2 separate regions of the Homo sapiens genome follow, and region 2 is linked to region 1. A link is a contact called in ENCODE Hi-C or POLR2A ChIA-PET data. All regions are on one chromosome and are shown on one strand. The core of a region is the stretch at or near the end of the contact, and the rest is flanking DNA. Distances in the headings are between cores, read along the strand shown.

Region 1 (5,766 bases), core at 1,014-3,513:
GAATTAAATGGCAAAATTCATCACAACTAATTTCTATTTGTCATCTATTAAGCTACATTGTTTTGTCCTCAACGTCAGGTTAAATAATGAACCTCTTGCAATGGAGTAAATTAACTTCCACTTTATGTTCATGTCATTGTCAAATGGAAACATCACTTGCACAAATGAAAAAGATTCATTAGTAACACAAATGCACAAGCTCCACTCTAGTAAAAGATAAGAGCGATTGAGACCTTGTCATAGTGGGCTGTCGCTGAGCCTCTCGTTATTTATGACGCCTGCTGTAGTCTTTGGAGATTATTTTCAGCAATGGCAATTAGCCCACCGTGTATCAGGGGCAATTATAGGGCAGAGTCTGCCTCTGACAGGTATGCTGCCTTGGCTTCCAGGGGCTGTGATCTTTGAGAAATGCATTCTCATCTGCTTGCTGCCAAGAGAGACTGGCATCCCTGCTTTCTCATCGGTGGAGGCTAGGGAAGGGAGCTATGCATGGCCAGCTACTCCTAAATGCTCAGCTGCCTGACATGAAAGGCCCTTCTTGATCACACTGCTACCTGATTCGGGAAAGTCACAGCCCTTGATCATAGATAGGACTAGGATAATCTGTCATTTCACCTGAATTTAATTCCTAGCTCGTCAGTCCAAACATTTCTCAGATGTTCAGATCCTGATTGTCTAAATGGTCATTTATTTGGGTCCTTTACTTCTCTTTACTGTTTCATTTGCCTTCATAGGCTGTTTTATTACATGTTCACCCTTCAATTAGGAAGCAAATAAAAATAATGATAAAGCATTCACATATAGGTGTGAACATATATTTGTACTTCCTTTCTGAAAAGCAGGTTAGCAAAGGAGATCAAAAGCTTCAAACAAACAAACAAACAAAAAATTTAATCTAGGTATTTCACTTCTAAGAATTTATCCTATGGAGTCAAGTGTGAATGTGCACAAAGATTTAGCTACGAGTTATCTTTATATTAGAGTGCTTAAGACAGGGAGAGAATAACGTAGGTTAACATATACCTCTTTTTGCAGTTTAATTTTTTAAACTTTTAATTTGTTATGGTTACATAATAATTGTATATCTTTATGGGGCACATGTAATGTTTTGATACAGGCATAGGATGTGTAATGATCAAATCAAAGTAACTGGGGTATTTATCATCTCAAGCATTTATCATTTCTTTGTGTTCAGAACATTCCAATTCCACTCTCTTAGTTATTTAAAACTATACGAGAAATTATTGTGAACTATAGTTACCCTATTGTGCTACTGACTACTAGAATGCTAGATCTTATTCATTCTTTCTAACTGTATTTCTGTACCCATTATGGCTACTTCTTAGTTGCTGAGGTAGAAGCTTTCTTGACCACACAATTTTGGGTGGCTGCTCAGCCCACAGCGATTTCCCAGCTGGTTATGTTTATGCTAGCTCTCTTTCTTCTTCCTGGTAATGTTCTCTGCTTCCATTGGCCATGGGGGTGACCATGTGACCCAGACCTGGCCAATCACAGTATCTCTCTCTCTGGCCACAGAAATTGGTCCACTTTGGCCACCCACCCAAATCCCTCACTCAGATTTCCTCTCTGAAGTTTTCAGAAAATGAAGGTGGGATGGATGCATTCTCTTAATAGTTTTATTTATAGAATTGTAAAGATGTGAGCTATCAGCTGTCCATTTGTTTTCAACCTAGTGGGGAAGGCATATAGTGACCAACGAAGCAACACCTTGAGTGGAGTATTTGCAAATGAAATATGTCTGACATATTATCTCAGCCAGTGGCATTTATAAGGTCTGTGATTTAAATGAGCCACGCTGTTCCTTAATTCCTCTTGAAGTGGGAAATTGGAAATGATGGCATTCTCATCTTTCTTGAGAAGGTCCTCAGTTTATCCATATTGTAAAATGAACTCAACAATACCAATCTGTTTCCACCAAGGGGTGAAGCAAGGTTGTGTGAAATGAGAGTTCATCACATACTTTGAGATCCTGGACTGAAAAAAACATCTGAAGCTCTAAAGTGCAATTAGCACTTCCCTCTTTCTTTTCTTTTTTTCTTTTTGGCATAAAGTTTGAAAAAGTTACTTTAAAACGTTCTGTTAAATTGATTTTCAGGATCGTGAATGCTGAAAGATTGACAGCTCTGGGAAGAGCGCCATCTCTCAAGTGTGCATTTTACAAGGAGCAGTGAGTTGAGATTTCCCCGCTATGAGGCCTCTGCTGAGGTGACGTGCCCAGCACTCAGCGCAGGAGGGAAGCGTTTCTGTGACTTCTGTAGCTTTTGCTCTATTCACCATTGATTCCAAGTTACTGTGACTTCACAGACATCTTCATGAATGTGAACTGAGTCACCTCCAACTTGTGCCGTCTGGGTCACTGAATGTGGTAACAAGGGAGAACTGGGAAGCAGGTCCAACTTACCTTCAACCTCAGCTGTCTGACTCAGGCAGAGATTGACTGCAAACACCAGAAACATAAACATAGCCCAGCTGGCAAAAGTAAAGGAGAAAGTGGAGTTTTATTGCAATTGGCCATCGTATGTTTACACAGGAAGCAAAGTACAGCTGAAGCCCTAAGAGAAATCTAGGAAATGAAGGGCCTCTCTTTGTTTTTCAAACGTCCCCAGGTCTCTCTCATTATTGCTTTTCTCGGCTCCAACTCTCCTTTGCTTGTACACAGTCTGAATGGTCGCCTCAGCCTCACTCAGCTTCTACTTTCTCAGCCTCTACAAATCCCCTCAGACATCTAACTGATGAGGCTCTGTGTGTTTCTTGGTTTACATGAAAAAAATTCAGAGAGAGAGAGAGAGAGAAAGAGAGAGTGTGTAAGTACAGCTGATGGCTTGGTGAACCTATAGAATGGACTTCCTGGTCATTCCTAGTGTAATCCAGAGATGATCACAGCTATGTGGGTAGGAGCAGGGTAGAAGGAGATGGCGGCAGATAGGCAGGACTTGGCATTACTAGTCCATTCTTCAGTTGATGGATGGCTTTGTAATATAGCAACTGATTAGACTGAACTGCATGTCCCAGGATTCCAGAATCCCTTTCCTGATGTGTTCCCATTAGGGTAGGCTGCAGAAAGTTTCTTTTCATAAGATCTGGAGACTGGAGCTGAAGCAGTAGCCATTTTGTAGCTTCCACACACTGTCAGTTGTCTGTAGGCTCACCTCTTTGGCATGAGGCAGCAGCTAGGCAGGTCTGCATAGCTTCTCCAACTTTTGGGCTATGTGTGTGCCTATCTCCAAGATGAAGGGCTCTGGCCTCTGTAGGAAAAGCAGACCATCAAGGTCAGAGGCAGTGAGCACTGACATAGGTTCCAGTGCATCCTTGTGAGCATCAGCTTATGCAGTGGCTTTCAGCTTCTTGCTCTCCTTTACTTTACATCCATCTTCCCTTTCCCCGGCCTGCCTTGCAGGCCCTAAGCTCCAGTATAAGATGGGAAGACAACAGCCTTGAGAAACTGCTTAACCAGTGCCACAATTAAGTAAAGTCAAATCCCTGTAAGAAATCCTTTCATATGCTTGTATACATATCCCTTCTAGTAGTTCTGCCTCTCTGATTGAGTCCTGACAGATACAGTAGATCCTCAGCTCCTCACCTTGCTGACAGAGTGATTCCTTACTTGCTAGCAAGATGGTAAGTGATTCTGTCTTCTTTTTGGTATCCAGATCCTCTGCTCAAACCTGTATTCTTTGGGTGGAAATTTCTTGTATTTTTGGTCTTCTTTGGATTACCCTCTACCTATAGGTACAGTAAATTAATTCACGCGAAGGTGTTAGCAGCTAGAAGACCATTGAGTGATTAGGGACAACCCCCCAAATGTCCTCCTAGCCTGCCTTTATCTCCTACTGCTCCTCTCTTTGCTCATGACAGTGCAGCTATGATTATCTTCTTCCAGAGTCTTGAATATGCCAATATGATTTCATATTTGCCACTTCTTCATGTACTGTTCCCTCTACCTGGAATGTTCCTCCTCTGCCTCATCACATGTCTTCTGTCTTCACTTTATCTTTAAGTCTTATTCAAAATGTACCTTTCTTGAAGGGGCCTTCCCAAATAACCACATATTACATTGAACCTGTGGAAGCATGAAAGTTATTTGGAACATTGTCTTAAAAAGGAGCTAGAGGCTGTATTTGGGTTTGAAAGGAGAGTGTGCGGTGATTGATTAGCAATGTCTGCCATGGGTGTAGGATATAGAGCTGTGGGATTGTTTCTGTGTATTTTTTCTCTTCGGCTTAAAGGATCTTGCATTAACTAAAACCCCAAATTCTAGTGTTGCTGCTGACTTGCTATATGATCTTCACTTATTCATGTGACCAGTGCCTAACCTACCTCACCAACAAGTCCCCACAGTTAGGTCATAGATCATCAGCACATGCAGGTAGTGGTGGGTGGGTGGGTGGGAGTGGAGGAGGGTGTCCAAAAGATAAATGTGAATATTCAATGACATTTGAAGTTCTTAAGGAAGCAAGACAGTTTTAGTGCCTTATGTTTAGAAATTAAAAAGAAAACAAAAGAAAAATCCACATGGAAATGACTCCTGGTTGCCCATTTTCTGAGGGAACTAAAAGGAAGGAGGAAAGAAAGGGGATATCTCACAGTGCTGGTTGTGCAGTTACTAACCAGCACTGTGAACTTTCAGCAAGTCCATCAACCTCTCAGGACATTGGTTTTCTGATCCGTAGCAGACATATTGCACTTACTCTAAGAGTCAGTCAAACTTTCTATAATAAAAATGTTGGCAAGATGGAGAGATTCTGAAAGTGGTGAAATTAAAGGATAGGAAAGAGATTCTCTGGGGAAAATAGTGGACTTACTGGCTGCTGATGCAGGACTGCAGCATTGCTTTAGGGAAGGGGGGAGTCTTCAAATATCTTTCCCCTGATGTCTCTCACCAGTTTTGATCTGTGACTTCAAATTAGTGTGTGAATGACAAGACACTACAAAGAAACATTAGGTGTTTCTGCAGGCATCCTTTGTGTGTCCAGGGGAGGAGAGAGGGCAGAGCTGGGGATCGGCGTTAGTCCAGAGAGATACCACTGCCTGCCAACTGCCCCTTGGGGAGCTCAGCAGTAAGCTGGGGAGTTACATGACTCCAGGCCAGTCTGATCAATAAAGGGCATCCTTACTATAGCAACACAGCACAGTGGCGGGGCTGCCGTTGATCACGTGCCCCCTTCCCCCGACGCTGTGGAGTTTGGAGCAGGCAATTAGAACTTGGAGGCAGCTTCCCTCAAAGGTTGAAGAGCTGACAGATGAGCAAAGAGCTTTCCTGCTCCTCCATCCCAGTGTAGCCATGGAAAGCTTTTAGCTTACTCACCTTTGGTATTAGCCATTGTTGGGTTATATTAGAAAAATCACCGAAGTGGCTTGGGAATGAGGCTTAGCATGGAGAAGTCACCAAAAGAAGAGAATTCTTTTAAATAATAGCAATAACAATAATCATAGTTAACTTTTATTGTCTGCGTGACTATTTGATTAATGTCTCCCCCTCTAGCCTGGAGTTTCCAGTAGTGAAGAGAAGACAAGTATTTTCACACTCTTTTATATCCACTGTCTTGTGGCCATTCCATATTTACTGAATGAAAGAGTCAACTGTTAATTGTGAGTTAGGCACCATTGGCATAGATCCTCTTGTTCAGTCCTGACAATAATCCTCTAAGGCAAAGACTGTTATTACCCCCATTTGATTGACAGAGAAAAAAGAGGCAGCAAGGGTTTTATAGTTATTAAAGCAGGGTTTCTTAACTCTGGCAACAC
Region 2 (5,766 bases), core at 1,565-4,064, 110 kb after region 1:
CAAACATTTCTTCTTCAGAATTACCCTGGCCCAGAGCTCTGACCCCCTAAAATGGTAGATCTGAACATGTTACACATTAGAGTAACCTGCGGACCTCAGGACCTGCCTCCATGAACACAATTTTAACTAGTATTAGTGAGGCCGAGGTACTTACATTTTTTAAAGCTTCCTAGGTGATTCAAATGTGCAGTCAGGATTAAAATACCACCGAGCAGGCACTTTGTCCACAAAGAGAGGGTTACTGAGTGCACTAGGAGGGAAAAGGAGCTGTGAGATTGGGGCTGGATGAAGAGTTGCATCTGGAAGAGGGGTTTTTGCTGCCACAGGTGGGCAGATTCCTCTCATCCATGAAAGAATTAGTAAAGAAGACACAGGGGGCTAGAGTGGAAATGCTTGAAGGCTGCCAATCTAACCTTTTCTAATCATCAGGCTTTTCAGAACAACATTTAGGAACCACTTTGGCTGTAACTATCAGCACATCCGTTGCTCAGCAAATTCCTGGTTTCCCCTGCATTTTCTCCTTGGAACATTTCAGGGGATTGTTTAGAATCAGCCCCACACCAAAGTGGACACTTGTCAGTTATACACCCGAAAGGTGTGTGAACAACCAGCCTCATCAGCTAAAAAGGAGGTTGACTTCTTGCATTTAAAATAAATATTGACTGGAAAAGAAGGGGGTAGGGGGAGAAAAAAATTAAAAAAAAAATGGCTGACTCAGGCCAACCACAATGCCTATGGTGTAAAATAACATCATTAAGAGAGTTTTGCCAGGGTTGGAATTATGCAAGATACTCTTTCAGCAAAACCTAAGATGCTTGGAAAAATTGTTCTAGAAACTTCTGCGTTATAAGATTAAGAAGTATTGGAAGGTCACTTGAGGAGCTACACATACTTTAGAGTACTTAAAATAGAGACTGTCAGTACTACAAATAAATTAATGTTACATTTTTAAAGACTTTAGTGATCTGATAACCCCCAGTCTTTTGAGCATGGCAGATGTGAGTTCATACCCCAGCCCTTCCTTAATTTTTTTGAGCTTCAGTTTATTGCACCTGCAAAATGGGATTCATTATGCCTCCTGGAGTGGTTAAGAGGATTTAACGAGATAATTTGGTGCACAGAGATCAGTGACTTGGTCCAAAATAATGTAAATTGAAAGTGACTAGGATGTGTTTGAAACTGGCCCCTAGCCCTGTACCTTTCTGTTTTACCTCTAACCCTCTTCTTGACAGGGATGTGAAGGGATGAAGAACTCAGTTATCATTATGTGTGTTGTGCTTGTGGCTTAGGAAATTGCATGGACGTATGATTTTAGAAAGGACATTGGAAGGTGTCCCTGCTGCCACCCTGTTCCATGAGGGAGATTTTCTGGGGGAATCTGAATATTCTTTAGTGACAGAAAAGCATGGCGAACCCCTATTCTTACACAACTTGAGCATGAGTGAAAAGAGAAATCTTACATCTGATTGGCACTCGCTAATTATCAACATGCTTTCCTCCACATTGTCTCCTGATGGAAACTTGGCAATCATGCCTCACCTTCATCTCCCTGAATCCAACCAGTCCAAAGTCCGTTCAGTTCAGCCTTAGCAACCTTCCTTTCCCCTGAACCCAACCAGTCCATAGTCCGTTCAGTTCAGCCTTAGTGACCTTCCTTTCCAAATCCGTCTTCCTGAAGCAAATCTCTGACTGTGTGGCTTACTCTGATTGCAGGGCTCCTAAAGGCCATCTCTCCCTATGGGGACCTCAGCTTATGTTCTCATCCTTACCTCCTACTCCTGCCGCTCTCTCATGCATTCCTGCAGCCAAACATAAGTACCCAGTTGTCCTTGAACACTGTTGCAGCCCTCTTTTGCGTGTGTATAAACTCTTCCTACTGGTTCTATTGTCACCCCCTTTCCAACTAGCTGGAAGCAGTACATCCCCAGTGGTTAGGAACACAAGCTCTGTATTGAAATCTAGGCACAACCTTACAAGATGCATGTTCTTCAGCAAGTTATTGAACCTCTCTCCGCCTTGTAAATAAAATATGCTAATGATACCTAAGTCATGGGGCTGTGGGAAGGGTTGAGTGACATTGTACAAGTCACCTGCTCAGCATAGGCTCTGGCTTGCAGGAGACATTCTAAAAGTGTTAGCTGCTATTGCTATTGCTATTGCTGATTTCTTCTTATTTTTACTGCTGCCTGTTGAATCAAACTCTTCATTAAATATCACCTTCTTCAAGGAGGCCTCCTGATAACCCTCTTCCCCAGAGAAGTAATCTCTCCTTCTTTAATTCCCCCATGGCCCTTCGTAGATGTCTCATGAACTCACTGCTCAATGTACCTATTTGTGTCTTTGTCTTCTTCTTCCATTTAGAATATAAATTAATTGATCATGGGATCTTATTTTGATAATCTTTGTACCCTCAAGAGCACTTATCACAGAGAAAGTAATAACCCATTTCACATTTGATGGTTGAAGCACAAAGAAAGGGAAGTAATTTGCCCAAGGTCATGTAGCTAGTGCAGGGCAAAACCAGGCTAAAGACCCCCTCTAGGTCTTACCATATTCAAAGATCTTGATCTTAAGCAATGAATGGGGACCATTAGATTTTATGCCCAAGTAGCAGATGGCAAAACTGACAAGCTGAATGTTCATACTGGGTTGACTGGCTCTGTGGGTTATTCATAGAAAGGGGAGGTCTATAGATGAAAGCAATTTTAAACCTCAACTTGTGTCAAACTCAAGTAAAAATCAGTTAGATTTCAACAAAACACTGATCAAGGTGCCAAAAATGGTTTAATTTTTTAAAAGCACATGCAACTTCTTTTAATTCGCTTGACTGGTCAAGCCAGTAAAAACAGCAAAAGCAGTTTCTTCAATGAAAAACACCCACACCCTTACTGTGGTTTGTTGAGCCAAGTTGGCCAGCCACACAGACGGTTAAAATTGTCAGCCAGGTGTGGATAGCGTCTCAGAAGGAAATGCTAAAAGAAGCCACTAGCAAAATGCTTTAATGTTTAAGAATATTTAGAGTGTACAGTGAGGTATCTGACCAGAAAAAACGATTGCTAAGCAAGCCCAACGGAGGGGGAAGAACATTTGCCTTGGAGCCTGAAGATCTTCTAAGAGAGTCATGATGGAGCCCCTCCTTTTCTCTATAATTCTAGGCTGTCTCCATCTAGTAAAGTGGCCAGGGTGCCTTTTACTGACTCATTGGTGAAGGGAGGTTTCAAGGCTCCTAAAACGAATGACTGAGGGTTATTTATATAATTTGGAAAGACACAGATCTAGGACTTCAACCCTCCATTAAAATGGTAAAGGGAATGGTTTTTCTGGGCCCAGGGAACAGAAGAACCCAGAACATGCACAGATTCAGATCTTCTAGGTGCAACACTAAACCTTGGGAAGCAACTTTTTCAGTGAATTAAAACTCACATACACAAACACACACACCCCAACTATAATTTGGGCATTCAGGGCACTTTTGCCATGAAACAAATTGAATGTAGCCATTGAAGAAAGACCTGTTGAATCTTCAGTAGGAACTTGCATTGGCAAGGAATGCAGCACGCAGAGCCCAGTGAGATGTAGTTCATTCTGGGGCAATGAACTTTTTATAGTAGTAGGGCATTTTCTAGCCTCGGGAAGGCACATCAAACTTTTGGATCCACTAGGTAAAAAAGACCAAGGATGACTTGATCTTAGAAGCCCAGATCAGGGGAAAATGATGGTCAGGAAATAAAGAGGCCAGGTTCCTCCTAGTCCAGCCATGTAGTTCCATGCATATTGAACTAAGGCAAGGGGGAAATCTTACTAGGGGGAATGTTATTCATACCTAAGTTTATAAAGCTAGACATCCGGTTACTGGCGACTTTTCAAAATCTCAATTAAATCCAAAAATACAGATGATAGATAGATGGCTAGATGGTAGCTAGGTAGGTAGGTAGGTAGGTAGGTAGGTAGATAGATAGATAGATAGATAGATAGATAGATAGATAGATGATATAAGCTAAGGGTAGAATACAGACCTGTTTCGAAATGAGGACAAGCCTGAAAGAAGAAAGCCATTAGAAAAGCTACAAAATTGATGTCACTTCTAAGCCTGTCTTTAATGAAAGAAATGAAGAAAATGAATTTAGTCAATTAGGAAGTAATGAAGACCTTGCAAAAATAACTATTGACAAAAGGCTGGTAAGGGAATTCTTCAGTAATTTGAGCATAACACATACTATATGAATCAGCAGGTCAGGACAATATGCCTCCTAGGAGATTAAAGGTGTTGATACATGCCTGTGTGATTTTGGGTAGTTACTTCTTAATTTAGCAAGCAAAATTGTGATCTAAGATGAACCCAGAAGCCAAAAGAATGGAATTCTAAACTGCAAAACTAGGGAGAAGTCATATAATGGCGATTATTCAGTCCAGGCATGGCTGGTTCCTATCAAGGGGACTGGGCATGAAGGAGGGATGTCCTAAACCAAAAATACACAAAAAAGATTGCAAAGGGCGGGCCACAGTCTATTAAGGTAAGTTTGTGGTATATTCACCTGTTTTTATAATCAGAATATTAGAAAATAGCATAAATCATTCCAGATAAATAGTTCCTTATTTAGATTATCAGAGGGGAAGGCAGTGTGCCACCTTCTTATCAGAGTGAAGGACAAGGACACCATTTCTTTTTTCTTGCATATCCAGCAGGAAAAAAGATACAGAGCTGAACTTCTGTGGGACTGGATTTCATAAATGCTCACTTTCAAAGCTAAGTGTGTGTGCATGCATGTGTGTGCATGAACACACATGTACATTTGGTATGGACTTTGAAAGAGCCTGGATGGTCACCTCCTGACAGATGCAGAATATGGGTAATGAATGCAGGCTTGGCGAGATATTACAGGTGTTGGTCCAGGACTTCGTTTGATTTTGAGCCTATGAGAACTCAGAAAAGATATTAACCAGACCATTAAGAAATGATACTGTGGAATGTTAGAACTGAAGAAGTCTTAGGAATCACCCAGTTCTGTCTTCCTAACCGCTTGCTAGGCCCAGAGACATTAAATCCTTCTTTAAAGCCAAATAGTGTGTCAGTATCACAACCTGAACTAAAACTCTACTGGGATATGGGGTAGGGCGTGGTGGCTAATGCCTGTAATCCCAGCACTTTGGGAGGCCGAGGTGGGTGGATCACTTGAGGCCAGGAATTTGAGACCAGCCTGGCCAACACGATGAAACCCCATCTCTTAAAAAAAAAAAAATTAGCCAGGCTTGATGGTGTGCACCTATAATCCCAGCTACTCTGGAGGCTGAGTCAGGAGAATTGCTTGTGCCTAGGAGGTAGAGGTTACACTGAGATGAGATTGCACTACTGCACTCCAGCCTGGATGACAGACCAAGACCCTGTCTCAAAACAAAAAAACAAAAACCTCTATTGGGGTAGGATAGTCTTCCTGTTATACCATTCCACTCCTTGATGATGCCAGTCCACAGCACCTGGTGTTAACTACCAGACTAAATAAATAACTCCGGAGTTAAAAATAATAATAAGAGATTCCATAGGAGGATAAAAAGTGAAAAATTAGCTATCTATAGAAAAATAAATCAAATTGGATAGTCTTTATGATGAACAAATGCCCCTACAAATAAGCATGCGGGATGAATCTAGAGATAGTTTCATTCTTTTTTGAATCATTTGACAAAGAGAAAGGAGTCACTGGAACTGGGTGTAAAGGGTATCACTAAAGAGGAAGAGCAGGTTTGTCAGACCATATTGGTTTCCCACAC

What was found. A loop is a pair of places that touch in the nucleus more often than their neighbours do. ChIA-PET counts read pairs that join two places held with the same protein, here RNA polymerase II (POLR2A). Pooled maps may share reads with other maps.
Region 2: a loop to region 1 is called in a map of Ramos, with 2.2 times the contacts of the local background. The contact joins two enhancer-like sites. A Hi-C loop is called at or near these places in 2 of 168 maps with a recorded cell type or tissue (OCI-LY7 and Ramos) and 2 of 50 pooled maps. POLR2A ChIA-PET finds 5 or more read pairs at or near these places in 3 of 52 experiments (H1, RWPE1 and WTC11).

What each region holds. Positions count from the first base shown.
Region 1 is chr5:158,285,573-158,291,338 of GRCh38, forward strand. No RefSeq gene overlaps it. Among named protein-coding and RNA genes, the nearest start is that of LINC02227, 120 kb to the right of the region's middle. Within about 2 kb of position 2,264, at least 2 of the 41 ENCODE cell types and tissues checked have a DNase peak (open chromatin) inside an H3K27ac peak, as active enhancers do.
Region 2 is chr5:158,395,882-158,401,647 of GRCh38, forward strand. All of the region lies in intron 1 of LINC02227 (long intergenic non-protein coding RNA 2227), which reads right to left. Among named protein-coding and RNA genes, the nearest start is that of LINC02227, 11 kb to the right of the region's middle. Within about 2 kb of position 2,815, at least 3 of the 41 ENCODE cell types and tissues checked have a DNase peak (open chromatin) inside an H3K27ac peak, as active enhancers do.